Regions from separate parts of the Homo sapiens genome. Here region 2 is linked to region 1. A link is an interaction called in ENCODE POLR2A ChIA-PET data of the cell type or tissue named here. Cell type or tissue: HCT116. All regions are shown on one strand. Region 1 has its middle 34 kb from the start of SLF2. Region 2 has its middle 34 kb from the start of HIF1AN.

Region 1 (4,000 bases):
CATCTGTAATCCCAGCTATTCTGGGGGGCAGAGGTTGCAGTGGGTCGAGATTGCACATTGCACTCCAGCCTGGGCGACAAGAGCTAAACTCCATCTCAGGGGGGAAAAAAAAGAAGTCTCTTCAGGCTCTGACGCTCTGAAATTCTGTATGAATCAGTGAAGGAGTCTGTTGGCTTTTTCTTGATCCCCCTCAACCCTGTACTCCCCACAATAATCATCTGAAAGACTCTGAAACCAAGTTAGTAGCCCAGAGAAATCTGCAGTGTCTCAGGAATATTACAGTCACTAAACGGAACTAATGTTATTTGCAGAACAGGGATGGGGTGAGAGCCAACTCATTCGGGATTGGGATTCCTGAACCCCTGGCCCCCAACTGTAACTAGGTTCCTGGATGTGCAAAGGGCCAGGGGTCTCTGTTCTGCCTTCAAGGTCAAAACCAGGACTTCTGATTCTTGGGAACCTTGGAGGCCTCTTTGTTCAATCATTAGCCCTTAGGGCTACCTCATGGCAGGGAAGCCCATGCTAAAGGCAAACACTCACTGAGGCGCAGAGGGGAAACTGAGCCAAAATCACGCCCAAAACTTAAGACTCCAGTGACTGTCCTTGGATCCTATCCTGGCCTCCTGTTCCCCCATAACAGCCCTGGTGTGTCTATCAGAGGTGAGCTGGACGGCTGGGGTGCAGCGGTCATCGGGGTGATGGGACCAGGTTGGAGGCCTGAGGCCAGCCCAGGGTGGCTACATGGCAGGTGGACACAGTTTCTAGTGAGCAGGAATCTGGCACCCTCTGCTGACCCCGCGGCAGGAGACAGCTGGTCAACCAGGCTAGGCTGCAGCCACCAGGAGGGGGAGGGGTGGGGTCCAGGACCAAGAGGCAGCTTCCAGTCAAAAGAGCAACTTCCCTTTCGGAATAGATCATTTTTACTGGTTTTGCAATAAGCTTATGAGACAGGAACAATAGCAATAAACAAACCGAACAAGAAATCGAAAAGATGGACCCCGAAAGCTGTTACTGAGCCCTTCTCACCTTCTCTTAACGAGTCTCTAATTTATAACAAACTCATCAACCCAGCACCTCCAGGGTTCCCTGGTTCCAGGTTGGGAACCCCTGGCCTCTGCCTTGTGTGTGACTTGTCATCTCCAGGGTCCTAAGACCTGGCTCCAGAGGTGGCAGGAGGCTCTGGCTAGTAGGAGGAACTGGCCCAGGGTTGTCCAGGGACTTCCATCATGGCTTCCTCTGGGAGGATCTGCAAAGTGTGGTCCTCCCCTGCCATGCACCCCCCACCCCTGCCCAGTAGGTCTCTCCAGAATCAATGGGGCTGGCTCTGGATGGCCCACTTCCCCAAAACTTCTGCTCCAACCCTCTGCCCAGCCCCAGGCTGCTGATGCAGGCATGGAAATCATGTTCCTTTCAGACTACCAGATTAGGGCTTGGCATGGGAAGCTGAGATAGCTGGGGGCTTCCAAGCCCCCAAATTCCATACTCCTCGGATAGGACTGAGGTCACTGCTGTGGGCTGAGGTTTTTCTCTCCTTAAGATGAGAAGATCCATTAGGGCAGAGCCATGTCTCTCCCCTTCCCCTCTTCCCCTAAAGCTAAGGCTGTCTGTGAGGAGGGCCAAATGCCTCCCATCAGACTGGGCTTCCAGGAGGCCAGGGCTGAGTCTCTTCCTTCACCTGGAGATCCCTGGGGAAAGGCTGTGTCGCCTCCCTAGACTGCAGTCCCCTGGGCCTGGGCCATGTTTCCTTACCTTAGACTGAGGCTGTGGGAATGTGGGACTACATTTCTACCACAGGCTGCAGCTCCCTTAAGCATCCATTTTTTTTCCAGTCCCTTTTGTCACCCAGTAACCCTGAAGCTTTTCCCAAGGTAGCCCCCTGTATTCTACCTGTCCGCGCTGGAGGAACAAGTCAGCCCCTGTGCCTTTCCTGGCAGCTGGGCATAGGACAGGGCATCAGGGATGGGAAGCAGTGTTCTGCCAACGACTTTCTGGGTTGGGCAGGGCTATGCTTCTCTGCAGGGGACTGAGTGTCTCCTTGTGAAGCCTGCAATCATTGGAGATGGCCACAAGATGTCAGCTCGAGGCTGTGGAAATGGCTCCAGTCCTGGGACTGAGCTCAAAAGGAAGGAAATCAGACAGCAGCCTGAAAGGCCCCCTCTGTCCCCCACTCAAACTCACAACAATGCTCCATCTCTCTACTTTGTCCCCAGTTCTTTGCTCCCAGAAGAGTGGGTTCTGAGGCTCCTTGACTTCCAGCTCTGGGAAGGATGGGAGCTGCTGCCCCTATTGCAGGCACCCTTGCTGGGAAGAGCCCTGTGTGCCTGTGTTCCCCTGTGTGTCCTTGTGGGTGTGGCTTCAGGCCACCACAGCCAGTGTGAGTGCTCAGGGCTGCCTGCGTTTGTGTGCAACTCTTGGCAGGAATTTGTGTCTGCCACAATAGACAGAGAAATTCAGACCTGAAAGGGCCCTTCGAAATCTCCCAGTTCAACCTGTTGTTTTATAGATGAGGAAACAGAGGCCCAGAGAGAGAGAGGAAATGGCTTGTCCAAGGCCACACAGCAAGTCCATGTTGAGCTGTTCCTGGAACCCAGGACTCCCACTTTGCAGCATGTGTGTGCACCCATCTGGGAGTCTGGTTGACCAGGACTGTGTGCCTGGTGTACTTTTGTGTTAGTGATTTACATCCAATGGGTCCTGGAAAGTTCCCTGACTGACCATCAGCCTGCAAGTTTCCAAACAGAATCACAAGGAAATGGGAAGAAGGAAGGCATGGAAAGGAAGGAGGGAGAGACAGAGAAGTACATATGCATGTAGATGCACATCTCTTTTTGCTTCACGGGGACGGGGTGTAATGTCAATGGTTGGATGTGTCTGTATCTCCCTAGGTAAGTGTGCCTGTGTCAGATACCTTGATTCATTCTGGTGTTGAGGTTTGAGTTTGTGTACATGCATGTGTACACGTGTGTACAGGGACCCATTTGTGGGACTGCAGGGAGTCGAGGTGTCTTTGGGGAGGCGTTGGTGCTTTTGGCTGGGTACAGTGTGAGCGATGGTGTGTGCCGCGGTTGGCGTGCCTGTCAGTGACTCTGGAGCGAGCATCGGTCAGTGGCCACGTGAGTGACTAAGGGTGTCAGTGAGCATAAAGAAGAGGCTGCTCCCTCTCCTCATCTCTTTGTCCCCAATCAGACTGTCTTCCCATGGCCCCTAAGGTTTCAGTGTCCCTGCCCCAGTAGCAGTGAAGAAATCCTTTATCGGTTGAGGCACCAGCCCCCGTGTCGGGATTTCAAGGTTCCTGTCGGTTCCATCCATCTTCCGGGGCCTCCTGGTATTAGCATTGATCTACAGGGGAAATGGAGAGCGCGGCTGGGTTATTACGCACCCACCCGCCTTCCCTGGGCCGTGATTGAGTGCACACAGAGAATTTTTGAAACATGGCCACCCTAACTTATTCTGTCTTCCTGCCAATAGCGTGGCATGGGTCCAAATTACGGGTCGATACCAGCTGATCTTTTTATGTTAAACTGTGATGAAGTTGCTTCTGTGGGGAGATGGTATTAGGCCCTGGGTCCTCTTTTATTGGAGAACTTTTGGGATGGAAAAGGGAGGGATGGAAGAGTGGGCAAGGGGAGTGGTCAGTCGGGCATCATGGAGGGCAGGTAGTGTGTGCATGGGCCAGGAGCATGTGCATGCCCGCAGGGGAGTCAGAGCTCGCTGCACTGGCCCTGGGATTCCCGGTTCTTGCCTGATTTCTCCCCCTTGTGACCCTTGCCACACTGGGGACCCTCAGGGACCCCCATCAGACTTTCCATCGCTCGGCCAGCCTGCCCCTGGTGAGGCCCCTCCCTACTTCCCTCTAAGGATAGAATTCTGTTTTCCTCTAGCCGCTTCCACCCTTCTCCCCCACCCCCACTCTACACACCTGCACCATCAAACGGGTTTGTCTTTAACCTCCAAACAGGGAACTTTAATTAAAGAGACAGTGACCCCTTTTATGAGTTTG
Region 2 (4,000 bases), 310 kb after region 1:
TAAGAACATTAAATCCCAAATAAAGTAGAAAATATTTTTTAAAATTACCGACTTCCCGTTTTCTCCGAAATGGAGTGAAACGAGGCTGGTCCCGAGGCGGGGGCTCCGTAGGGCCAGCCACTGGAAAGGGGCAGCGCTTTATTTTTTATTTTTGTAATAAGAGGAACTGAATTAGAAAAAACGGGGAAGGAAGAGCAGAGTCGGATTGTTAAAGGATTCAATGAGCTGTGGCCAATGTATTCGAAAGGTGCTTAAGGCAGCAGAGCCGCTCACCAAACACACACACGCACACACACGCTGTCACACACAGTCACACACAGCCACACACAGCCACACCAAGGCACCACACATGCCATCACACTCACAACACTGAGACAAAGGCACATTCAGTCACACTCATGTTGGGACACACACAGGGCACAAAGACACACCAACCCCATCCCCACACACCCCCCACAGAGCCAGCACACACTCCATCTCAGTCTCCAGGGCAACTCAGATGTACCCCAAGAGACACAAAGGAATCCAGTGCAAATAGTTACACACAATGATAAGGACACAGACATTCACAAGCACACAAAGACACTCACCACTTCCGGATCCACACCAATACATCCACATAATTCAATACAACTGCCAAACACACATCTACACACCTGTCCACTCACGATGGACTCACAGCAGACAGAGCTCACACTAACAGCCTTGTCCTCTCACCCAGACACCCACTGTGACTGACCCACAAAGAGCCCCAGGCCCCCAGACACATCCACATCATCACACACAGTCACCCAACACACCCGCATTCAATTATTAACAACGACATTGCATACTTAGAGACTTACAGTCAGACATTTCCACCGACTGAAGACTCACACTCATCCTGTGAAACAGACACCCTTATCTCGACTTAGAGACAAGCAACACAGCACAGGGCGGATAAAGGCCCTACCCGAAGTCGAACATGAACAGCAGGCCAAGCCAGGGCCCAGTCTCTTGCTTTACCATTTAAATTCCCACACACAGAGAGCTGAATACACACGTACACACACACACACACACACACACACATACTGCCTTGCTCACACATTCTTAGGCACTCGGCCTCACATGCATTAATTTACGCACGTCCAGTCCACACCCTGGACAGTAATACACACACACACACAGCCATCCCTTTCTACGTTCGTTCTGCTTTTCTGTTTCCCCAGCTGCTGCCCTATCCTGCCTGTCCAAGACAGACTGAGCTAAGGTGACGTTTTAGTGGGAGAGGGAGGTGGCATGGCCCAGGCTCTTCCTCTCAGTTACACCTACGCGTGCCTCTCGCCCCACCAAAAAAACCCACTTCTAGCAGCTGACCCGGCCCGCTCCTCCAGGGCCTGGGAAAGGTGAGCTCTTGCTTCCCTCGCCCCACTCCTCCCACACATTCTAACCAAGGGGACATTAAAAAGTGCTGACAGGGCCAGGAGAGGCCACCTGCCTGCCCGCCAGCCGGGACACTTTCATCTCGGCCGCCTCCCGCCGCAGCCGCCCGCCCTGGCCTTCCCTCCCCCAAGTCCCTCTTTATTAATCTGGCCCCGTCTGGCCAGCCCTGGCCCCCCAGGTTGCCCCCATCTCCCCTCTAGCTCTGCGGGGGAGGTTCCTGATCTCCAACATCCCATGCAGAGAGGCTCCACTGCCTGCATTAATCATCCCAGGGGCCATGAAGAGCGCCCCCAACAGTCTGGGGGGAGCTCATTCAGCTCCGGATTTACAGCAGGAGATGGGGTCTCCGGTGCCACCCACAGACGCTTCACACCCACCAAGTGTCACCCGGTCAGGGCACACATGCTGACAGTCGTACATTCACACTGCACAGTAACACACACAACCACACATCACCTCAGCCACGTGATGCTGTCATATCAAGTCACACACAAAACCCACTATGACAGTCACACGTAATGACACCTACAACAGACTTACACCAACAACCATACAAGAACACAGCTACCCATGTGGTCAGTCACTTAGAGCACATGATTAACACATTCACACACGACACAATTCACCAACGTTGCACACACAGACACACAATCACTCATGATGTTCGTTGCCCATAATGATAATTTGACAGTATCTGCTTCATAGCGGCACTTAATAACTTAATATTTATTGAATGATACAGTGGCAATACATTCACAGACTAAGATTCACACATATGTACCTTACAGCTGAAATAGATACAGCACAAAAAGTGGAAACAAGCCCTGCTAAGAATGTCCCAAGCAGAACACGACTAGTCAGAGAAGCAGACCAAAAGAAGGAGACGGAATGAAAGGAACCCACCTCCGTCAGGGTTGGGGACAGGGCATTCAGTTACCCTTTGCAACTGGAGACATCTTTTTGAAACACAAATCTAATCCTAGAATAAAGCCCCAGCACTACTTAACAGCCTGCGCAGCCCATCTGGTATGTGGCCCCTGCCTGCCCATCTGGCCATGGCTCCTGGAGCTCCAGCCACACCAGCCTTCTCTCACCCCTTCACCCCATCTCACTCCCTGCTGCCACAGGGGCTTTGCATGTGCTGCTGCTGGATCTGTTGGAACACTCTTCTCTCTTCTCCTAGTTTACCTTTAGCTTTCAGCTGTGGGTTACTTTCTAACTAAGTTAAATCCCCCATTAATGAGCCCTCTTTATCATACCATTGATCTCTCCTTTGTGGCACTTCTCACACATGAAGTTTTTCAGTCCCTACCACTAGACTGAAAGCCCTATGAGGGCAGACAGTGTCTGTTTTTGCTTCCCATTGACTCCTAGGACTTGTACCTAATAGTCTTAAGGGCAGACTGTGTACTGGGCACATAGTAGGTGCTCAGTAAATATCTGCTGTGTGAATGAATGAAAAACACAAATTACATTTTTAAAAAACACTAGAGGGAGAGCTTGGCTGGATGTTAATAAGTCCTAGAATGCTAGAATTGGGAATTGGGGGAATCCTGAGTTTTTGCTCCTGCTGTGTGACCTTGGGAGAGTCCCTTCACTTCTCTGGGCCTTTCTCATCTGTAAGTGAAGAAATTGGGCTTTCAGAATGTGCTCCATGGAGCTCTAAGGGTTCTCAGGGGTGTCTAGGGCTGCTATGGGTAAAGGTTAGAGCAAGGGTAAATTTCAGCCAACGTATTTCTGCTTTTCTCTCTCTCTCTCTCTCTCTCTCTCTCTGTGTGTATGTGTGTGTGTGTGTGTGTGTGTGTGTGTGTGTGTGTGTGTGTACATTCAGAATTGAAGGTTCTAAGGTTAAAAATATCCTTGGAAACTCCTGGACTAGGTGAGCTCTAGTTCCCTTACAGAATATTACAATGCAATAGAGGCAAAAATGGTTCCCAGTCAGATAGCAGAGCACGAGCTGCTTTTTATCTGCAAAGTTATCTAAGTGGACTCCATATCTGCAGACTCAACCGAGGAAAGGAGCAATAAGAATTGAATGAGCCCAATTGGAGGAGGATTCCTAGAGGAGAGGAGTTTTCAACATCCCATGCAGATTCCTAACTCCGGTGACAGACTCAAAGAGACCAGGGAGCTGGTGGGGGAGGGAGTCGGGGCGCCACTTCTCAGAAGGGACTGTGATCAAAGCAACAGCCAAGAAAAGCCTAGTTGGGCCTGAATAGCAGTGGCAGATGATGACTGGGGGAAGTGGGAGATGCAGGGTGGCCCACACACTGTTTGAAAGCCCATATGCACTGAGGATGGCAAATAGGAAAAACTCTAAAGTCAGGTCACCTTACGGGAGCAGAGCTTTCTCCTAGGGAAGGGAATGCTGAGGGCAGAGGAGGCAGGGAATCCCCTGGAGCCAGATGAGTGAGGACACAGGCTATTTTTCTCCATGTTCCTTGAGGCCAGGGCAGAGGAAATAGCCTCAAATTGGGGGTCAAGTGTGTGTGTTGCGGGGAGGTGGAAGTCAGAGAATAGAGCCTGGAGAAATCCACTACTTTGGACCTGAGGTTGGCTGAGGTTGGGGGTGGTT

Evidence for each region. ChIA-PET counts read pairs that join two places held together with the same protein. Peaks named below come from ENCODE experiments on the same cell type or tissue, not always from the same donor. Only the 100,000 strongest peaks of a DNase experiment are listed, where the experiment ranks them.
Region 2: POLR2A ChIA-PET joins it to region 1 with 10 read pairs; 10 of 35 experiments call an interaction of 5 or more read pairs at or near these places.

What each region holds. Positions count from the first base shown.
Region 1 is chr10:100,876,718-100,880,717 of GRCh38, reverse strand. No RefSeq gene overlaps it. Among named protein-coding and RNA genes, the nearest start is that of SLF2, 34 kb to the left of the region's middle. In HCT116, CTCF peaks have their summits at 615, 820 and 2,059 (motif pointing right); a DNase peak (open chromatin) is centred at 2,077.
Region 2 is chr10:100,567,593-100,571,592 of GRCh38, reverse strand. No RefSeq gene overlaps it. Among named protein-coding and RNA genes, the nearest start is that of HIF1AN, 34 kb to the right of the region's middle. In HCT116, a CTCF peak has its summit at 1,715; a DNase peak (open chromatin) is centred at 1,682; H3K4me3 peaks cover 1,543 bases; H3K27ac peaks cover 685 bases.